2 separate regions of the Homo sapiens genome follow, and region 1 is linked to region 2. The links are chromatin contacts, found by Hi-C or POLR2A ChIA-PET in ENCODE. All regions are on one chromosome and are shown on one strand. The core of a region is the stretch at or near the end of the contact, and the rest is flanking DNA. Distances in the headings are between cores, read along the strand shown. Region 1 overlaps CHD2 (chromodomain helicase DNA binding protein 2). Region 2 has its middle 51 kb from the start of CHASERR.

What was found. A loop is a pair of places that touch in the nucleus more often than their neighbours do. ChIA-PET counts read pairs that join two places held with the same protein, here RNA polymerase II (POLR2A). Pooled maps may share reads with other maps.
Region 1: a loop to region 2 is called in a pooled map, with 4 times the contacts of the local background. The contact joins two enhancer-like sites. A Hi-C loop is called at or near these places in 5 of 50 pooled maps. POLR2A ChIA-PET finds 5 or more read pairs at or near these places in 2 of 52 experiments (HepG2 and MCF 10A).

Annotation. Positions count from the first base shown.
Region 1 is chr15:92,956,804-92,961,978 of GRCh38, reverse strand. The region is part of intron 16 of CHD2 (chromodomain helicase DNA binding protein 2); the gene reads right to left. Among named protein-coding and RNA genes, the nearest start is that of MIR3175, 55 kb to the right of the region's middle. Within about 2 kb of position 3,703, at least 3 of the 41 ENCODE cell types and tissues checked have a DNase peak (open chromatin) inside an H3K27ac peak, as active enhancers do.
Region 2 is chr15:92,829,288-92,834,208 of GRCh38, reverse strand. No RefSeq gene overlaps it. Among named protein-coding and RNA genes, the nearest start is that of CHASERR, 51 kb to the left of the region's middle. RefSeq lists enhancers at 1,075-1,134, 1,891-2,090, 2,471-2,520. Within about 2 kb of position 2,393, at least 41 of the 41 ENCODE cell types and tissues checked have a DNase peak (open chromatin) inside an H3K27ac peak, as active enhancers do.

The DNA of each region.
Region 1 (5,175 bases), core at 2,454-4,953, 130 kb before region 2:
AACTGGAAGGCGGAGGTTGCAGTGAGCCGAGATCGCACCCTGCACTCCAGCCTGGGCAACAAATGCAAAACTCAGTCTCAAAAAAAAAAAAAAAAAAAAAAAGAGAAGAAAAAACAGAGGAAGAAACCAATGATGTCAAAAGTTGCTTCTTTGAGAGCATCAAAATTGTTAAGCCCTTAGCTAGAACTGACCAAGAAAAAGAGCTAAGATACAAATTACCATAATCAAGAAAATTAACTTTAATCACTATTGATCCTTAAAAGAATCTACCAGGCACAGTGGTTCATGCCTATTATCTCAGCATTTTAGGAAACAGAGGCGGGAGGATCACTTGAGCCCAGAAGTTCGAGACCAACCTGGACAACTCAGCAAGAACCCATCTCTACAAATAACAAAAAATAAATTTTAAAAATTAGCTGGGCATTGTGGTGCACATCTGCAGCCCCAGCTACTCAAGAGACAGAAGTGGGAGGATCCCTTGAGCCCAGGAGTTCGAGGTTACAGTGAACTATGATCGTACCACTGCACTCAGCGTGGGTGACAGAGAAAGACCATGTCTCTTAAAAAAGAAAACTAAAATTAAAAGGCTAAGAGAGTACTATAACTTTATGCCAACAAATTAGGACAAGTTAGATGAAACAGACTAACTCTTAGAAAGACACAAATTAACAAAACTAAGTCAAGAAGAATAGAAAACTTAAGTGAACCTGTAACTGGAAACCAGGTTAGTCATTAAAAATTTTCCCACAAAGTGAAGGTTGACATGGCTACACTGGTGAATTCTAGTAAATATTTAAAGAAGAAATAACACTAAACTTACACAAACTCCTTCAGAAAACAGAAGGGAAACGCTCTCCAATTCATTTTATGATCCCAAAACCAAAGCAACGTAAACATCAAAACAAAACAAAAAGCTATAGACTAAAATCCTAATTAAAATAAAAAACACAAATGCGGCCAGGCACAGTGGCTCACGCCTGTAATCCCAGCACTTTAGGCGGCGGAGACAGGCAGATGCAGATCACTTACGGCCAGGAGTTCGAGACCAACCTGGCTGACATGGCAAAACCCCACTGTCTCTACGAAAAATACAAAAATTAGCCGGGCATGGTGGTGCATGCTTGTAATCCCAGCTACCTGGAAGGCTGAGGCATGAGAAATGCTTGAACCTGGGAGGTGGAGGTTGCAGTGAGCCGAGATGGTGCCATTGTACTCTAGCCTGGGCAACAGACGGAAACTCTGTCTTAAAAAAAAAAAAAAAAAAAAAAAAAAACACCAAACAGATGCAAAAATCTTTAACAAAATATTAGCCAACTGAATCTAGCAATGCATAGAAAGTATCAAACACTGTTAACAAGTCAGATTTATGCTAGGAAAAAAAAAGTTGGCCTAATGTCTAAAAAGCAATTAATGTAATATACTATATTGTTAAAGGACAAAACCACATGGTCATCTCAACAGACACAGAAAATAAGCATTTGACAAAACCTAATATCCATTCTTTATTAAAACCTCACAAACTAGGAAGAAAAGAAAACCTCCTCAACCCAATAAAGGTTATCTACAAAAAACATCTATAGCCAACATCCTGCTCCCACCATTTCTATTTAAGATGGAGGTTCCTGCCAATACAATAAGGCAAGAAGAAGAAATAAAAAGCATCCATTTTGGAAAAGAAATCTTTAGGTACAGAAAACATAATCCTGTCTATAGAAAAATACTAAGAAATACAGAACAATATACACACACATACACACACAGTAGAAAACAGTAAGTTTATCAAGTTTGCAGGATGTAAGATCAATATACAAAACCCAATTGTAGTTCTATAATAGGTTATATTTTTAAAAATTCCACTCCAAATATAGTCAGAATTAAAAGAATATTTTGAATGTATAAGATTTCTAAACTAAAAACCACTAAACACTGAGAAAAATTATAGAAGATCTAAATAAATGGAGAAAAACTTTCCATGATTATGGATTAGAAGACTCAATATTAATAATTTTGCTTTAACTGATATATGATTCAACACAATTTCTATCAAAATTCCATATTTTTCTTGCAGAAATTAACAACCTGATCCTAAAATGTACATGGAAGTATCAAGAATTCTAGAATAACCAAAACAATTTTGAAAAAGAAGAAAATGGAACTTGTACTTCTCCATTTTTAAAAAGCAGTCTAGGCCGGGTGCAGTGGCTCACGCCTATAATACCAGTACTTTGGGAGGCCAAGGACGGTGGATCACTTGAGGTCAGGAGTTCGAGACCAGCCTGGCCAACATGGCAAAACCCCATTTCTACTAAAATACAAAAAATTAGTTGAGCATGGTGGTGCGTGCCTGTAATCCCAGCTACTTGGGAGGCTGAGGCAGGAGAATCACTTGAGCCCGGGAGGCAGACGTTGCAGTGAGCTGAGATTGCGCCACTTCCCTTCCAGCCTGGGTGACAGAGCAAGGCTCCATCTCAAAAAAAATAAAAAATAAAAAAACAGTCGAAAGCTACATTAATCAAGACAGTGTGACATTGGCAGAAGGACAGAAATATGTATTAATAAAACAGAACTGACAGTCCAGAAACAAAGCATGACATTTATGGTGTCAACTGAGTTTCAACAACAGTGTCAAGGCAATTCAATGAAGAACAGATATTCTTTTCAACAAGTGATACTAGAACAATTTCCCAAATTCTACTACAAAAACATGAACTAAGGCACTCACACTTCACACTATAAACAAAATGTAACTCTGACTTAATACAAAAGCTAGAACTTCTAGAAGGAAATAAAGAAGCAAGTCTTCGTGTCCATAGGTTAGGCAAATCTGTGTCAGATATGATATCTAAAGCACAATCCATACAAAGAAATCCATAAATTAAACTTCATCAAAATCAATAACTTTTTCTCTTTGAAAGACAACATTCAAAAAGTGAAAAGAAGCCACAGATTGGGATAAAATATGTTCAAATTATATACAGATGCTCCTCAACTTACAACAGGGTTATGTCCTGAGAAACCCATCGTAAGTTTAAAACATTGTTAAATCAAAAATGCATTTAATGCACTTAACCTACAGAACATCACACCGTAGCCTACCCTGAATGTGCTCAGAACGCTTATCATGAGGATATTGAGCAAAATCACCTAACGCAAAGCCAACTTTATAATAAAGAGTTGAATATCTCATGTAATTTATCGAATATTACACTGAAAATGAAAAACAGAATGGTTGTGTTCATTCAAAGTATACTTTCTACTGAAAGTGTATTGCTTTCATACCACTGAAAAGTCAAAACATTTTACATCAAACTATAGAAAGTTGGGGACTGTACTGATAAAGCACTTGTCTTTAGAATTTTTTTAAAAGAAATAAAAAACCTCTTCAACTCATAATAAGACAAACAATCCAATTTTTTTAACCCATTTATGATAGAGGTTGCAATTTTTTGAATTTTTTGCAATCAGACCTTGGCAATGACCTTGAGCAGTAGGATATAAATAATTCCCACATGCTTAGAGTTCCAATGACGGAACACGACGCCTGAGTTAAAATGCCAAAACATTTGAATAGAAATTTCACCAAAGACATACAAATGGCTAATGAACACATGAAAAGACGTTCAACATCATTAGTCATTAGGGAAATGCAAGTCAAAACCACAATGACACACATTCGCCAGAACGGCTAGAATCAAAAAGACTGACAATGCACCAAGTCCTGGTGATGACGCAGGGAAACTAGAACCTTCAAACATTTTTGGTAGGACTGCACAATGGTAGTCACTTTAGAAAACAGCGTGGTAGTTTCTAAAATGTTAAACATAAACTTTCCAAACAATCCAGCAATTCTATTCCTAAGTCTCTAAGCAAGAGAAAGAAAAACATATGTCCACACAAAGATATAATAACCCCAAAACAAAGCAATCCAAATGTCCATCAACCGGTAACTGGATGCAATGAAATATTACCCAATGAAAGAGAACACCTACTGACAGACTCTGACATGAATGAATCTCAAAAAAAATATGCTAAGTGAAGGAAGCCGGAAACAAAAGCCTACATATTAGGATTCCACTTATATAAAACTTCTAGAAAAGGTAAATCTCTAGAGACAAAAGCTGATTACTGGTTGCCTAAGGCTATATGTGGAAGCAGAGGTTAACTGCAAACAAGCAAGGGGGAACTTTTTGGGATGAGGAAAATGTTCCAAAACTGGACAATGATGATGGTTGCAAACTATAAAGTTACTAAACAAATTTAAATTTAAAATTTAAAAATAAAAATAAAAGTAAAAAATAAAATTTAATCCTGAATTAAAAAAAAAAAGATTGTAGAGCATATATCTATCAACTGAACAACTATTAACTGAATTGTTTACTGTGCACCAGGTGCTATTCTAGACAATGGGAACCAGCAATGAATCAAGCAAACAAAATCCCTGCGATTTTCATACATAATTTAATGACATGAGATGAATGAGAACATAAATGTAAAAAGAGATGCTATATAGACACTAAAACAGGTTAGGGATAAGATGTCTAAAGGGCTACTTTAGGTTAGGCAATCTGCAAAAGATTTCTGAAAGGAGGTGGTCGTTTAAGATGAGCTGAAACATTAAGGTGGTTGGCCATGTGAAGACAAGAAGAAATATAATTCTAGTCAAGAAGGAATAGTAATGGCTTGGCATGTTTAAGGGACAGAAAGATAGCCAGAATGGCTGAAGCATAATGAGTAATGGAGAAAGTGGATGAGAGGAATCAGACTATTGTCAAGGGGCCAGACTGAGTGGAGTCCTCCAAATTAATGAATATAGATGTTATTCTAAGTATCGCTGAATACCATTGGATAATTTTAAGTTTTATGAAATGTGCATATCATCTCTCCCATAAAAATCTTTTCAATAAACACATTCCATAGTTCTTTAATAATACGTGAATAAGATGTAAAATTGATGCTTCGGTTATCAGATATTTGAGTATAACATACTTTTCAGTGCTTGTGTACCTTGTATATTTCATTTTACTTATATTGATTATCTTATACCAACAGTGAAAAGGTCTGATGTTATCTATTTAACAATTATTTCCCAAGTGCATTAACTAATTCAGCCTTTCAGCAGACAATACTGCTTTCCTCCTTAACAGGCTAATTTCTGTGCCTTCTTTCATTGATTAT
Region 2 (4,921 bases), core at 1,144-3,643:
AATCATCTGAGGCTTGTTCATTCACATGTCTAGTAGTTGATGTTGGTGTGGGCTGGGGGCTATCGTCTGGAATATCTACACATGGCTTTTCCATGAACTTCCTCACAACATGGTCCCTGGGATGAAAGGGCAAGCCTCCCAGGAGAGAAGAGGGAGGAGGGAGAACAGGATAGAAGGAGAGGGAGAGAGAGGGGGAGAGAGAGAGAGAGAGAGAGATCCTTGCCTTCAGGGGGATACAGATGTTGTAAGGGTACCCGTTTTTATACCTTTACAACATCTACAACATGGTAAGCAATGCTGTTACTTTAACAAGTGAAGTTAACACATGAATTTTTTAAAATGAGTTTGTTAACCTGTGGTTGGTTACTTTTATGTGTCAACTTGGTTAGGCCACAGTGCCCAAACATTTGGTCAAAGATTCTCCTGGATGTGTCTGTGAGGGTGTTTTTGGATGAGATTAACATTGAAATTGGTGAACATTAAGTACAGCAGATGGCCCTCCATACTGTGGGTGGGCCTCATCACATCAGTTGAAGGCCTGAATAGAACAAGAGACTCCCTCTCGCTCTCCCGGCTCCAGACAAGAAGAAATTCTGGGAATTCTGTCAGCTGACATCTTTTGGATTGAACCACAACACTGGCTCTTTTCTAGGTCTCTAGCCTACCAGCCCACACTGCAGATTTTGAACTTAGCCTCCATAAGCATGGATCGATTCCTTAAACAAAATCTCTCTCTCAGTCAGGCTCATGCCTGTAATCCCAGCACTTTGGGAGGCTGAATCGGGCAGATGGCTTGAGCTCAGGAGTTCGAGACCAGGCTGGGCAACATGGCAAAACACCATCTCTACAAAAAATTAAAAATTACCTGGGCATGGTGGCATGCACCTGTAGTCTCAGCTTCTCGTGAGACTGAGGCAGGAGGATTGCTTGAGCTAGGAGAGGTTGAGGCTGCAGGAAGCCAAGATTACGCCAGTGCACTCCAGCCTGAGTGACAGAGCAAGGACCTGTCTCAAAAAAAAAGAGAGAGAGAGAAATCTTTGTCTATAAATATGCACATCCTACTGGTTCTGTTTCTCTGGAGAGCACTATTACAGCCTGCTTTGCTAGTATCAACAAAACCACGGGCTTCTTGTCCAGAAGTTTTTGCCCCTGCTTCATAACTGCAAATGGAATTTTCATGGAAAATATTTCCTGTGTTGCTATTTTTTTTTTTTTTTTTTTTTTGTCATCCAGGCTGGAGTTCAGTGGTGCAACCTCAGCTTACTGCAACCTCCCCTCTGGGTTCAAGCGATTCTCATGCCTCAGCCTCCTGAGTAGCTGGGACTCCAGGTATGCGCCACCACGCCTGGCTGATTTTTGTATTTTTCATAGAGAGGTGTTTCACCACATTGGCCAGGCTGGTCTTGAACTGACCTCAGGTGATCTGCCTGCTTCGGCCTCCCAAAGTGCTGGGATTACAGGCATGAGCCACAGTGCCCAGCCACATTACTTCTTAATAATAGATAATGTGCCCTAATATACAGTATTTACATAAAGCCTTGCAGCAAGGTGGCAGTTTTCAGCCATTTTTTGAGGAGGATGTGAACAGGAGCCGTTACACGGCTCATCAGTCATCTGTTGCAAAGAAGCTGTGCTCAGCAGCGCAGAAGGATATCTTTCATTACTGGAAACCGTGAATCAGCTCGAGTGAAACAGGGCTCTGTCAGCTTATAACACTTAATTATGTTTTTAACTCCATAAATTAGTTCAAGTAAAGCCGTTTGAAAATAGCCAATTTCCAGTTTGAACTTACAGAAAATTAATGGCAAGAATGCAAACTTCTAATGTGTTAAGAAATTATTTGAATTTCTTAACTGTGTCTCCCACTAAAAGTTTGTGCTTTAAATTTTGTGTCAGTTCTGCATCAGAATTATTCAGTTTCCTCTTATGCAACAAACCCTAGAAAATTCTAAAGTTTCAGAATAAGAGCATTTCCTAAAGAAGAGAAAATATATTGGGGGTGGTGGGGGGGAATGGGATCAGTACGTGGCTCAAGTTTTTCACCCTTGAGGAGTTAAGAAAAACACTTCAACATAAGGACAAAAGCTCCCTTGTTTAAGCACTTCCCCAGCTGCACTTCAACTAAATATATCCTGGGCAGAGTGTTTTCATTTCTCCACCCCTCTCCTGAGCCAATCACATGGTGACAAACAGCTCGGAGGCCCCTTGGGACTAGCACTGCAGAGGTACAGGCTTGGTTACAGGGCTTCGCGTTCCTTTCCAGCACAGGCCTGCTCTGGGCCGCCCTGCCTCCCCCAGAGGCTGCAGGGAGCCCCAAGCAGGCGCATTGCGGGCTCTGCTCAGAGAGACGCCTCCACGGGTTAATTCAGCGGCCTCTGTCTGGAATTCATGCACCACCTGGGCTGACAGCATGAATGACTCATTGTTTCCCCTCTGAACAGGCTGAGGAGTGCTTCTTGGTGTCAATAACTGAGGCAAAGTAAAATTGTTTTTTCCCTTTCAACATGACCAATTTTCTAAGACTGAATATAGAACTGGAAATCTGCAGGGTGTGTTTCTTCTGCGGCAACGGTAGCCAAGGTTACTGCTTTGAGTTGGTCTGCAGGGACAGAGGATTAAAATTTACTGTCTATAAACAGAAGAAGGCCTAAAGCCAGAGCTCCTTTATTTACAGCTTGTGTCATGGTTTTATAAAATGAAGGAAACTTAATTGAAACCTCTAGTTTGTGTAAACCTGGGATCTGACTGTACACAATACCTGATTTTATTTCTAATACCCGTGATTTGTATAAATGAAGATTTTGATGATAATTTTCCCATAGCTAAGTATAAGACATGTATGCTTTGAAGTCCATATATGAATCTTCCATACCAGCATTTCCAAAGCAGTGTATTAATAATTATGCCCCACCTTCAATTTTCCTATATGGCACCCTTCTCATTTTCAGTTACTTTTAGTTTCCTTGGGAAACTGGACTGGTTGATATTCCTGGACTATGGGATCTTTTTGCCTTGCTTACGCATATCTCAGTCCAAAAGCTTGACAGCCAGAACTATACAGATATTTTACTACCTTTCTGCAAGTGTGCGTGTATAACACTCTTGTTTCTTTGAACTCTTGTTTCTTTGGCCTCTTATACTTTCCTAAACTTTAGGTGTTTTTTTAAAAAAATTCAAAAAGAGGCCGGGCGCGGTGGCTCATGCCTGTAATCTCAGCACTTTGGGAGGCCGAGGGGGTCAGGTCACGAGGTCAAGAGATGGAGACCATCCTGGCCACTATGGTGAAACCCCATCTCTACTAAAAATACAAAAATTAGCTGGGCATGGTGGTGTATGCCTGTAGTCCCAGCTACCCGGAGGCTGAGGCAGGAGAATTGCTTGAACCAGAGTTGGAGACTGCAGTGAGCCAAGATCACACCACTGCACTCCAGCCTGGCGACAGAGCAAGACTCTATCTCAGAAAAAAAAAAAAAAAAAAATTCAAAAAGAAAGATGTAGAAAAAAAAGAAATAAATGCAGAAAGGAAAGGGAAAAAGGTCTTGTGTAGATTCAGGACCTTGGTTCTAATTCAAATCTGGGAGGTTAGCATGCAACAGAGTACTTTCTTCATCCAATTAAGTAGCAGCCCTGAATAGATTCCAAGTCATTCTGACTTTGAATAGGGATGAGGACAGCTGATACTGAAGAAGAGAGAATGTTGAGGCCCATGTATAGCCTTAAAAGAGAGAGAGAATGAACTTGGGATGTGGAGATTAAATAGGGCGTTTAATAAAATGGCAGTAGATGCTTTTATTTTAATTGGTATCAATCAGCTCAAGTAACCTTTAAATTTCTGCAATAACAGGAGACTGAGTTGGCTTTGGCAGGGCTCTCTATCCCAGGAATGGAAACTCACGCAGGTTCTGAATCAGAAAGAATCAAAATAACAAAAAAAAATTTCCGTCTTTCAAATCTATGCTATAATTTAGCAAACTGAGTATCTTTCCTTGCTTGCCAGTATCTTTAAAATAAAGTCAGGTATCAAAATATTTGTATTCCCTTTTTCGAAGCTAATAAAAACCTGCAAAGATTAAGTATTTCTCCATTTTTGTAGAGAACACAATTATTACAGCGTGCTTACAAAATGACAATTCTCAAAGCTTCAATTTCTCACATCTAACAGCTAGTAAATGTGTAGTAAATGTGTAGTTCTCTGAATGAGACCCTTTTACATCATATGCAATAAATCTATTTGTCAAAGAGTCTCCTTAGCTACTGAAGATTTCATGGTCCTTGTGCCAACAGAATCAAGCACTTTGGTTGAATATCTGGAGGATTGTGACTTGAGACATGCAGGATGGACACAATCCTACTATGTGCCATACGGTTTGGTTCTTCCAACAGAGTGAAAAAACTTCTAGGCAGCTTCTAGCCTCTGAGAAACGTGCCTTAATTAGCTGAGTGTGGCGGCGTGCGCCTGTAGTCCCAGCTACTAGGGAGGCTGAGGCAGGAGAATCACTTGAACCCGGGAGGCAGAGGTTGCAGTGAGCCGAGATCACGGACTACCACTGCACACTGCACTCCAGCCTGGGTGACAGAGTGAGACTCCATCTCAAAAAAAAAAAAAAAGAAAAAAAAAGAAAGGTGCCTTATTTCCATTTCTCATCAATACAGCCAGCTTTCCCTTGGCCCCACTTAGTCTTTTCATCAAGACAAGGCTCTCAAGACTAACTTTAAGTCCTTCCTAGTGGGCGATGTGTTCCTTCTGCTTTTCTCAAGTCCAGAGTAAGGGCAATTTACATAGCTGATTGTTCCTTTCAACTGCATAGAACTCTTTCACCACCAGTTTAATAAATGTAAAATTATCGGATGCAGGCTTCCCCTCAAGAGAATCCTTGTTGTATACACTTCAGTTTTTTTGTTTGTTTGTTTTTTAAGACAG